Regions from separate parts of the Homo sapiens genome. Here region 2 is linked to region 1. Evidence: chromatin loops called from intact Hi-C (ENCODE). Cell type or tissue: GM12878. All regions are shown on one strand. Links, peaks and the distances in the headings refer to the core of each region. The heading gives the core; the rest is flanking DNA. Region 1 has its middle 490 kb from the start of LINC01099. Region 2 overlaps AGA-DT (AGA divergent transcript).

Region 1 (5,399 bases), core at 313-5,312:
ACTATTCTATAAAAATTCAAATCCCTTTCCTCATTAAAGTGTGAGTTTATAGATCCAATAATGACAGATTCCAATTCCCTTTCAAAATATTTCATAATGTATATTGCATGTTTTTACTAGGGCAGATTACTACTTTGCATTAGTATAAACGCTTTGGAAGATAGCTTTTTTGACAAGGTGCAATATTGAATACATAAGTAGTTAATAGTGCACAATGTGCTATACCAATTGATCGAACCAGAAGAAATGAATATACATGAAGTGCAACTTGATTCATCCATTACCTTTCAAAGTAACGCAAGACTAAAATATATTTACTCTATGGCAACATTCTGCATCTAAGAATCATAAAGGAAAACATAAGTACATTAAAAATTGTAATGAAACATAATTATTGAATGGCAACAAAAAATAGTACAGTTCATAAATGAGGTATAACTTCTCCTCAAAGGGTTTTAAATCTATAAAGATGTACTTATGGTTTATTTTATTTTATTTTTTAATATTTTTCCTTTTTTTAGCTATTTCTTTTGTAATTTTTTTTCATTATACTTTAAGTTCTGGGGTACATGTACAGAACGTGCCATTTTGTTACATAGGTATACACGTGCAATGGTGGTTTGCTGCACCCACTAACCCGTCATCTACATTAGGTATTTCTCCTAATGCTATCCCTCCCCTAGCCCCCAACCCCCTGGCAGGCCCCTGTGTGTGATGTTCCCCTCCCTGTGTCCATGTGTTCTCATTGTTCAACTCCCACTTGGGAGTGAGAACATGCAGTGATTTGTTTTCTGTTCCTGTGTTAGTTTGCTGAGAATGATGGTTTCCAGCTTCATCTATGTCCCTGCAAAGGACACGAACTCATCATTTTTTAGGGCTGCATAGTATTCTATGTTGTATATGTGCCATATTTCCTTTATCCAGTCTATCTTTGATGGGCATTTGGGTTGGTTCCAGGTGTTTACTATTGTGAATAGTGCTAGTGCTGCAATAAACATACGTGTGCATGTATCTTTATAGTAGAATAATTTATAATCCTTTGGGTATATACCCAGTAATGGGATGGCTGGGTCAAATGGTATTTCTAGTTCTAGATCCTTGAGGAATCGCCACACTGTCTCCCACAATGGTTGAACTAATTTACACTTCCACCAACAGTGTAAAATGTTCCTATCTCTCCACATCCTCTCCAGTATCTGTTTCCTGACTTTTTAATGATCACCATTCTAACTGGCATGAGATGGTATCTCATTGGATTTTGATTTACATTTCTCTAATGACCAGTGATGATGAGCTTTTTTTCATGTGTGTTGGCTGAGTAAATGTCTGCTTTTGAGAAGTGTCTGTTCACACCCTTCACCCACTTTTTGATGGGGTTGTTTTTTTCTCATAAATTTGTTTAAGTTCTTTGTAGATTCTGGATATCAGCCCTTTGTCAGATGGATAGATTGCAAAAATTTTCTCCCATTCCGTAGGTTGCCTGTTCACTCTGATGATAGTTTCTTTTGCTGTGCCTAAACTCTTTAGTTTAATTAGATCCCATTTGTCAATCTTGGCTTTTGTTGCCATTGTTCTTGGTGTTTTAGTCATGAAGTCTTTGCCCATGTGTATGTCTTGAATGGTATTGCCTAGGTTTTCTTCTAGGGTTTTTATGGTTTTAGGTCTTACATTTAAGTCTTTAATCCATCTTGAGTTAATTTTTGTATAAGGTGTAAGGAAGGGGTCCAGTTTCAGTTTTCTGCATATGGCTAGCCAGTTTTTCCAACAACATTTATTAAATAGGGAACACTTTCCCCATTTCTTGTTTCTGTCAGGTTTGTCAAAGATCAGATGGTTGTAGATGTTGGCATTATTTCTGAGGCCTCTGTTCTGTTCCGTTGGTGTATATGTCTGTTTTGGTACCAGTACCATGCTGTTTTGGTTACTGTAGCCTTGTAGTATAGTTTGAAGTCAGGTAGTGTGATGCCTCCAGCTTTGTTCTTTTGGCTTAGGATTGTCTTGGCTATTCAGGCTTTTTTTTTGGTTCCATATGAAATTTAAAGTAGTTCTTTTCCAATTCTGTGAAGAAAGTCAATGGTAGCTTGATGTGGATAGCACTGAATCTATAAATTACTTAGGGCAGTATGGCCATTTTCACGATATTGATTCTTCCTATCCATGAGCATGAAATGATTTTCCATCTGTTTTTGTCTTGTCTTATTTCCTTGAGCAGTGGTTTGTAGTTCTTGAAGAGGTTTATTTTTAAAGTTTACATTTTTAGTGAAGTAGTGAATTATACTATCCATAATTTTCTACAAACATTATTCAAAAATGACAGATGATTTTCAAATTTAAAAATCTACTTGATAATCATATCCTCTTGTCTAATCAATTTTCATTGGAAAACTACTCTTTGTAATAGCATGTTTTATTTCTTAATTAAATCTATGTGTTTAAATGCACAAACACGATACATATGTGCATGTAATATATATATATATATATATATATATATATATATAAGAGATTTTTTTTTAGTGAAGAGAGCCAATACTTCTCTAATGAAACTGGCTTTGCCCAGTGAATGTTTTTTTTCAGTGCTCTGTGAAGTCCGTATATTAACTCTGAGTTGAAGAAATGGGGAGTGAAAGAGGATTCTTAACAATTACTTACAGTTTTGAAACGCTGGACATTTCTGATTTCTATTTGATCCTGCCATAAACAAAAAGACCTAGAACAAGTTAGTTGAAAAGTAAATCTGTCTATATTACTAGGTCAGTGTATTATTATTTTAACATGTTATTGGGAAATTTTATTTTAGAGTATGTGGTAGATAGATTTCTAAGATGATTCATCCCCTTGCATAATCCTTTGTCAAGTGTAAGCAGGACCTGTGAATATAATAGAATATCAGTCCTATGATTGGATTACATTACATGGAAAAAGGTATTTTACAGATTTAATAGAGGTCTCTAGTCAGTTGGCTTTGTATTATTAATCAAAAGAGAGATTATCCTGAGAAGAACTGACCTAATCTAGTGGTGAGTCTTTAAAAGGGACTCAAGTCAGGAGACAAATTCCAAGTAAAAGAGATACTCCTCCTACCCTCCAACAAACAAAAAGTATGTTGTGACCTGCCTCTGGAGGAGGCCATGTGGCAAGAAGCTAAGGGCGCCCTCTAGGTGCTGAGAGCAGTCCCTGGCCCACACCCAGCAAGAAAATGTTACTTCTTTTCTACAGAGGGGCAAAACTGAATTCTGATAACCATTGAGTTTGGGAGAGGACTCTGAACCTCAGATGAGATGACAGCTGTCACTGACATCTTGATATCAGCCTAGTGAGAACCTGAGCAGGGGACTCAGTTAACATGTACCCAGATTCCAGATCCACAGAATTGTTGAGATAATAAATCTATGTTGTTTTAATTTGTACTAATTTGTTATATAGCAATAGAAAATTAATACAGGATGTAAAGAGAAGGAATATAGGGATTTAGAGAAATATTAGGGAGACTGGTAAAACAAAAAAAAAATGCCAGAAAAAAAAAACAGAAAAAAGTTGAAGCATAAGGTATCTGTATTCATTTTTCTACCATTTGTGCTTTGTTTCTAAGCCATAAGTCCTATGTTTAGTCATTGTCCACTAACTACATGTATTACGAAGTTTTTAAGTCAAAGATTAATATTGTATATTTATATTGGTGTCATATCTATTTAGGCTATTAAATTATTTTTATAAGCACTAACACATCTTTGTCATTTTCCATCTATATCTTTATTTTATATATATGCCTAATATAGAAAGAATGAGCTAAATTTGGAATATTATTCATGATATAAATGGATTTGAATTTTTTGTTATTATATGGCCATAAGTGCAATCATATAATAATGTCTATATCTTGGTCAAAATATGACAGATTAAATTTTTAAGCATCTATCAGCCTCAAGATCTTAAAACTTATAAGTACTACTAAAATATGGCTGTCATAATAGAAACCATGAATATATAAAGTAAACTGATTTCATGGTACGCCCAGCGTTGAGTTCATTGACAGTTGATTTATGCATTTATATTTTCATCATTCAAGTATTAAGGGAATGCTAACTTTATAAAAACAGGAAATAACCTGTAAAGGTCACTTTTACTTGTCAACTTGTTATGGTATAGTGCCCCTGTTATTCAATCAAACACTAAGGTAGGCACAGCTGCGAAGGTATTTTGTAGATGTGATTAAAGTTCATAATTAGTTGACTTTTAGTAAAGGAGCTTATCCTCAATGATCTGAGTGGCCTGATTAAGTTATAAAGCTTTATTAAGAGGAGAACTGCAAAAGCAATTCTCCCTGTGGACTGCAGCTTCAGCTCTTGCCTAAGAGTTCCAGGCTGCCCTTTCTGATGGCCTGCCCTATAAATTTCAGATTTGCTTAGCCGTGCCTCACAATTTTGTAAGCCACATCCTTATGATAAATCTTTTGATAACACATATATCACTGATACATATATATCACTCAGTTTTCTGGTGGAACTCTGATACATACCTCTTTTCTTTGCAAATTTATAGCAATCACAGAGGAAACTTTCATGGATATAAAATCATTAGGTAAAAACTTTTTATGTTGTAAACATCATCAAAGTCATGATGTTTAAAAAACCAACCAAACAAAAAATACTAGCAGACAAACACATCTACCATACAGCAATGGAAAATTAGCAGCCCCAACATTTTATTCTGGATTTTCTGAAGAAATAAATTAAGATGATATCCACATATTTCCATAAAAAGCTTTCAAAATAAGTAGTACTTACTACTCTATGTGCATATGATTATTGCTGAATTGGTTTTCAGTTTGGATTATGCATATATATGATGCACATATATGGCATTATGCAAAAAAATGTTAAATGCTAAGAGGAATATGAGGGGTTTCTGAGAGAGCATGTACTTTCTTATGAGGGCAAGCTTTAAATGGCATTGAGGTCATTATCACTAGGGATTCAATCATTTCCAACAATCCCTTCAACCGGGAGGATTATGGGCTGACATCTCATTATTGAAGTACTGAAACATGAATAATTTGTCCTACGTTGATAGGAGATACTGAAACCCATATAGTTATGAGGTCATAGCTGTAAAGAATAAACTCTAAAATTATTACAAAAGAATAATAATGGGAAAGAAATACTAATGAAAACTATGATTGTATATACATCCCATGTAATTTACATATATTCATCATCTTTTGTTAAATAAATATGGTTATCAGATGTTTATCTTGTTTAAATAAAATTGCGTTTTTTAAAAAAGTCTATTGCTGATATTTCCAAATTTCCTATGAAATTAAGTGGCAGAGAAGGAATATAAATGAGAGAAAAAAGCAAAAGATTCATGAGTTAATGAAGTAGTCATTCTTGGGACTG
Region 2 (5,399 bases), core at 72-5,071, 840 kb before region 1:
ATATTTCTTATAAGGATGTGAGAATCAAATTAGTTTAAACATACTAGTGCTTAGAACAGTTCTTAGTACATAGTAATTAGTAAATTCTAGCTATTATGTAAAGATTTTTACCTTTATTATATGAAGTCATTTATTTTTGATGAATTGAATTCTTAACAGCCTAATTAAATGGTTTAGCACTGAAATTGAGAGACCCATTCCTTCTAACACATATTCCTGTAACCACTTGTATTCTTAAACAGGTTTAAAACAAAGAGCTAAATTATTTATTTCTCTGTTGTGTGTGTACATGTACAGACATATGTACATATTCATCTTTATTAACCCAAGAAGAAGTGATCTGTTAGCACCTCTCTCGTCACAGGAAAAACACACATTTCTGTTGTCAAGTTTCCCTGGCTCCCAGGCCTCCTTTGTTTGGGTACCTCAGTCACTGGGTCTTGATCCTGTTGAACTAATGAGGCAAATTGACTATGTAGTTCAGTGTTGATGAATGGTCTAAGAGGTGACTTCAATTGAATATTTTTCTTTTTATTATCATGTTTTTCTTCTAAATTAGTGCTATAAAACCAAGGACACACTTTCACTGGTGTTTCTGTGATTTGAGATTACTTCTGTTACTGCCTTTAGATTTTGTTTCCCAAGGGGGTTGCAGAACGGACTGCTTTTGCACATTGTGAGCATCTAATCAGTTACAATATGCTAATAAGTTTTAATATGGTGTGATCTTGTGTTTATAAGCACAAACCTTATTGTAAATGTCAAAATAATTCAGATCTTAATATATCCCCTGTAGTGATACATTAATAAGGGCCATAGGAGCAAGTACTGTAGGTGGTTAATTCTTAATGGACAAGGATCTTTTTGCTATTTGATTTGGAGATCAAAACCCAGAGAGACAATAAATAGCCTGCATTTTAATTTCAGAATGTGATATTTGCTCTCCTCACAGCAAGGGAGAAGTTCCCTTGAAAATCCTCATTTGTTAATACACCATGACAGTACCAAGGACATGATAGGGTTTTCTACCCATGATTGTCAAATAAATAAATAGATGTATTCATCATTGTGTTACAATTATATGTAGTCGCAAAAGTAGTCTTTGAGCTCAATAGCATAGCACCACTACTTTTTCTGTTAAGAAAACGGAGGTCATAGAGGTTAAGTGACTTTGGATCATGGACAAATCAGATCTAGAACCCAATTCATTGATTCCAAATCCAATTTTAATTTTGGAGCTTTTTATTTTATTTTTAATTTTAATTTTTTTTTTTTGAGACTGAGTCTTGCCCTGTTGCTCATGCTGGAGTTCAATGGCCCAATCTCGCCTCACTGCAATCTCTGCCTCCCAGTTCAAGCAATTCTCGTGCCTCAGCCTCCTGAGCTGGGATTACAAGCACACACCACCATGTCCAGCTAATTTTTGTATTTTTAGTAGAGACGGGGTTTCACCATGTTGGCCAGACTGGTCACAAACTAATTTTGGAACATTTTATACTACACCATCTGTAATAAAGATTTGAAGGAAGCAGGATAATTGTTAGATTTTAATTGCCTTTGACATTGAAAACATATTTTTTTGAGAAAAATAGGGAGAATACACAATGTGACTAGTTATTTTTGGTATTCATTCCATAAGAAGACCTTTCTAGTTGCTGCATATATTTGTTAGCATTATGCATGCAAATCACTACTCACTATTTTTGTACTTCTTCATGAATTGACTTCCACAAGATAGTTGATCACTAACTTTAATCCAAATGGAGCTTAAGACAAAATACAACTTAGCGTAATGTCCTACAGGTTCATCCGTGTTGTTGCAAATGACAGAATTTATTTCTTTTTTAGAGGCTGAATAGTACTCCATTGTGTATATGTACCATGCTATCTTTATCCATTCATCCATCAATGGACACTTAGGTCATTCCATATCTTGACTATTGTGAATAAAGCCGCAATGAACACGAGAATGCAACTGTCTATTCTACGTACTAATTTCAATTGCTTTGGATATATACCCAGAAATGGAACTGACAGATAATATGGTAGTCCTATTTTTATTTTGCAAGGAACCTCGATATCGTTTTCCATAATGGCTGCACTAATTTATATTCCCATTAGCAATGTATAAGAGTTTCCTTTTTGTGATGAATATGTTAAGTAGTTTGATTTAATCATTCCACATTGTATACCTTTATCAAAAAATCACCTTGTACTCCATAAATGTATACAACTATGATTTGTCAGTGAAAAATAATATGAAATTAAGAAACAACATTAAAAACCCAAAACACAATTTAGCTGACAATCACTCCCAATGTGACAAAATTTAACAAATCGGTATTTTATGTTGCCACCAGGAGGCAGCACAACCAAGCAATCCAATCTGTTTTCATTATCATTTGTTTTTTCAATCTGGAAAACTGAATAGTGTACAGGCAAGTATAGTATTGAATTGGTCGATATAACTTCTTATTACATCATCTCACTATCTTTTGCCATGTAGGTTTAAACTATGACTTAGTGGTGCAAGAGACCACATCTTCAAGTAGCAAATGATGGAATCTCAATGACCACATCCATGATCTCCTGGTCCAAAAAGCATATGTTCTGTTTCTATGTATCTCCATTTATCTAGGTCATTCAACTAATTCCTGGGGGTAGGGGAGAATCTCCTTTCAGGTGGCATTATGGTTTAGAGGACATATGAATTAGGCATGAGAAGTCCTGGCTTCTCCATGAACTGTGAGATCTTGGGATCTTGGCCTCAATCTAACCCTCTTGGCCTCAACATTCTAATATGCAAAATGGGAGAGATGTGTGAAGGTAACTTTTCCTTTTATGATATCTTTATGAGGTAATATACTATGCTTCTAAAAAAGAATTGGCAAGAAAAAAATGTGAGAATTCCTTCAGCCGCAAGACTGACAGGAAATCTCCAGGTTTCCCTGTAGTCTAACTCGTATCAGAAGAGTAATGGCTGAGTCAAAATACATCAGTTCAAAAATATGGCACTGTTTCTTAAGCCTGGAATGATCCAACCAGAATACAAACTCGGTGTTTGTACCTCACAGTGGGTTTTAACATCTCTAGAATGCACTTCATATGTGTAGACTCTGAGGCACTTTGATGGAAGATTATTTCTGATATTTAGGAAACTGTCAGGCTGCCTTTTGGAGATTTGTAGTTGCTGTGATTGACAACTGGTTTCAGATATATATTTTCATTGCTTTGGTTAGGTGTGAGTATATATCAAAATGAATTGCTGAGTGTATGAAATAAAAGAAAAGTGAGTTTCTTCTACTTGTGTGATCTCTAAAGATCTTAAAGGAATCATTTGTAAAGCAAATTGGCTAAATATCATTTATAGCAACCTAAGGGAATTTTCTTTTTTTATATATAAAAAAGACATGAGAATTAAACCAAAGGTCTTTGGTGTGCTAAAGACCTTTGAATGTGCACTAGTTTTGGAGTAAGCAAACTGCTATTGTGTTTTTTCTTTATTGTCAGTGTTTTAAGACCAATTTATTCAAGCCATCAGATGGCTTCTTTGTACTTACATAAAATGAAGTCATGTATGCTTCAAACCAATCCTCTATTTATTATTTATTTGCATGGAGCTTTATTCACACTATTATTATTATTATTTTCTTCAAGGATAATTGGGGTGCAGGAATATTTAGGATTTGGACAAAAAATTTAAAGACCTGATATTTACTGACTTTACTCAAGTTGATATTCTATCTTTCTAGCTTAACTCACATTTTGTAACATTTTAAAGGATTATTTTCAAAATAAAGAATATATACAAAGTTAGAGGACCAAACAGCAAAAAGTTTTCTCTTTCCATTAGGGAATGCTGGATTCCATTACGGTAAGACATTTTTTGATGAAGTAAAGCAGTATATTCAACTGTCAGCCAAAAGGCAAAAACTTCTATTTCTTTTCTTGTTATTGATCTTCTTGGAAGCCCGTATCATTTGCAAAAATATAATTCTTAACTTTTTCACATCCAGTTTCTTTTTTCTTTTTCTTTTTTCTTTTTTTTTTTTTTGAGACGGCGTCTTACTCTGTCGCCCATGCTGGACTGCAGTGGCATGATCTCGGCTCACTCCAAGCTCCGCCCCCCGGGTTCACACCATTCTCCCACCTCAGCCTCCCGAGTTGCTGGAACTACAGGCGCCCGCCACCACGCCCAGCTAATTTTTTTTTAATTTTTTTTTTTATATTTTAGTAGAGACGGGGTTTCACTGTGTTATCCAGGGTGGTCTCTATCTCCTGACCTCATGATCCGCCTGCCTCTGCCTCCCAAAGTGCTGGGATTACAGGCGTGAGCCACTGCACCCGACCTTCACATCCATTTTCTAAAGTGTAAACATTTTTTTCTTCATGATTATACTCTAAAACACTGTCGAATTTACAATAAGATCTCCATGGACACAATTACTTTAGTTTTCCGCAGGCTGGCCAGTGAACCAGATCAGTGCCAGCAGAGAAGCATATTGTAACGCTGCTATTGATACGGAAGGAGAGCAGGGAAGTGCTGGGTAGAGGAGGGCATGGTCCCTGGTTAGGGCTCCACCCCCAGGGACCTAGGTGAGGACGGGCACTCCTGCCTTCCTGCCCAAATGTTGCATTTGCCAAGACCACCCTGGCCCACCACGCCTCCATCCTGCACCTATAAAAACTCGAGACCCTAGCGGGCAGACACACAAGCGGCTGGAGGTCGTGAGGAACACATCTGTGGAGGAAGACACAAGTGGCTGGTTGTTGAGAGCACGCCAGCGGAAGAGCACGCGACAGGCACCGGCAGGCCAGGAGGCCATTGACCCGCGAGACAAGGCGGAGTTTGGCCGGGGCAGTTGGAGGAGAGTCCTGGACCACGGAGCGGCCCAACTCCGGGGGAAAACCATCTCCCTTCTGGCTCCCCCATCTGCAGAGAGCTACTTCCACTTGATAAAACTTTGTATTCGGCCGGGCACGGTGGCTCACGCCTGTAATCCCAGCACTTTGGGAGGCCGTGGCGGGCGGATCACTTGAGGTCAGGAGTTTGAGACCAGCCTGGCCAACATGGCGAAACCCCGTCTCTACTAAAAATACAAAAATTAGCCAGGCAGGTGGCATATGCCTGTAAACCCAGCTACAGCTACTCGGGAGGCTAAGGCAGGAGAATCTCTTGAACCCAGGAGGCGGAGGTTGTGGTGAGCCGAGATCGCACCATTGCACTCCAGCCTGGGCGAAAAGAGTGAAACTCCCCTCTCAAAAAAACAAACAAACAAACAAAAAAACCTTTGCATTCAGTCTCCAAGCCCACGTGTAATCCGATTCTTCCCATAGAACAAGGCAAGAACCAGGGATACAGAAAGCCCTCTGTCCTTGCAATAAGTCCTGGGTCTAAT

Evidence for each region. A loop is a pair of places that touch in the nucleus more often than their neighbours do. Peaks named below come from ENCODE experiments on the same cell type or tissue, not always from the same donor. Only the 100,000 strongest peaks of a DNase experiment are listed, where the experiment ranks them.
Region 2: it touches region 1 in a loop (6-fold over the local background); 3 of 110 quality-filtered maps call a loop at or near these places.

The regions. Positions count from the first base shown.
Region 1 is chr4:178,392,851-178,398,249 of GRCh38, forward strand. No RefSeq gene overlaps it. Among named protein-coding and RNA genes, the nearest start is that of LINC01099, 490 kb to the left of the region's middle. In GM12878, for the core only: a CTCF peak has its summit at 3,145; no DNase peak of the experiment used is centred there.
Region 2 is chr4:177,552,807-177,558,205 of GRCh38, forward strand. All of the region lies in intron 1 of AGA-DT (AGA divergent transcript), which reads left to right. Among named protein-coding and RNA genes, the nearest start is that of AGA-DT, 110 kb to the left of the region's middle. In GM12878, for the core only: a CTCF peak has its summit at 2,357 (motif pointing right); a DNase peak (open chromatin) is centred at 2,372.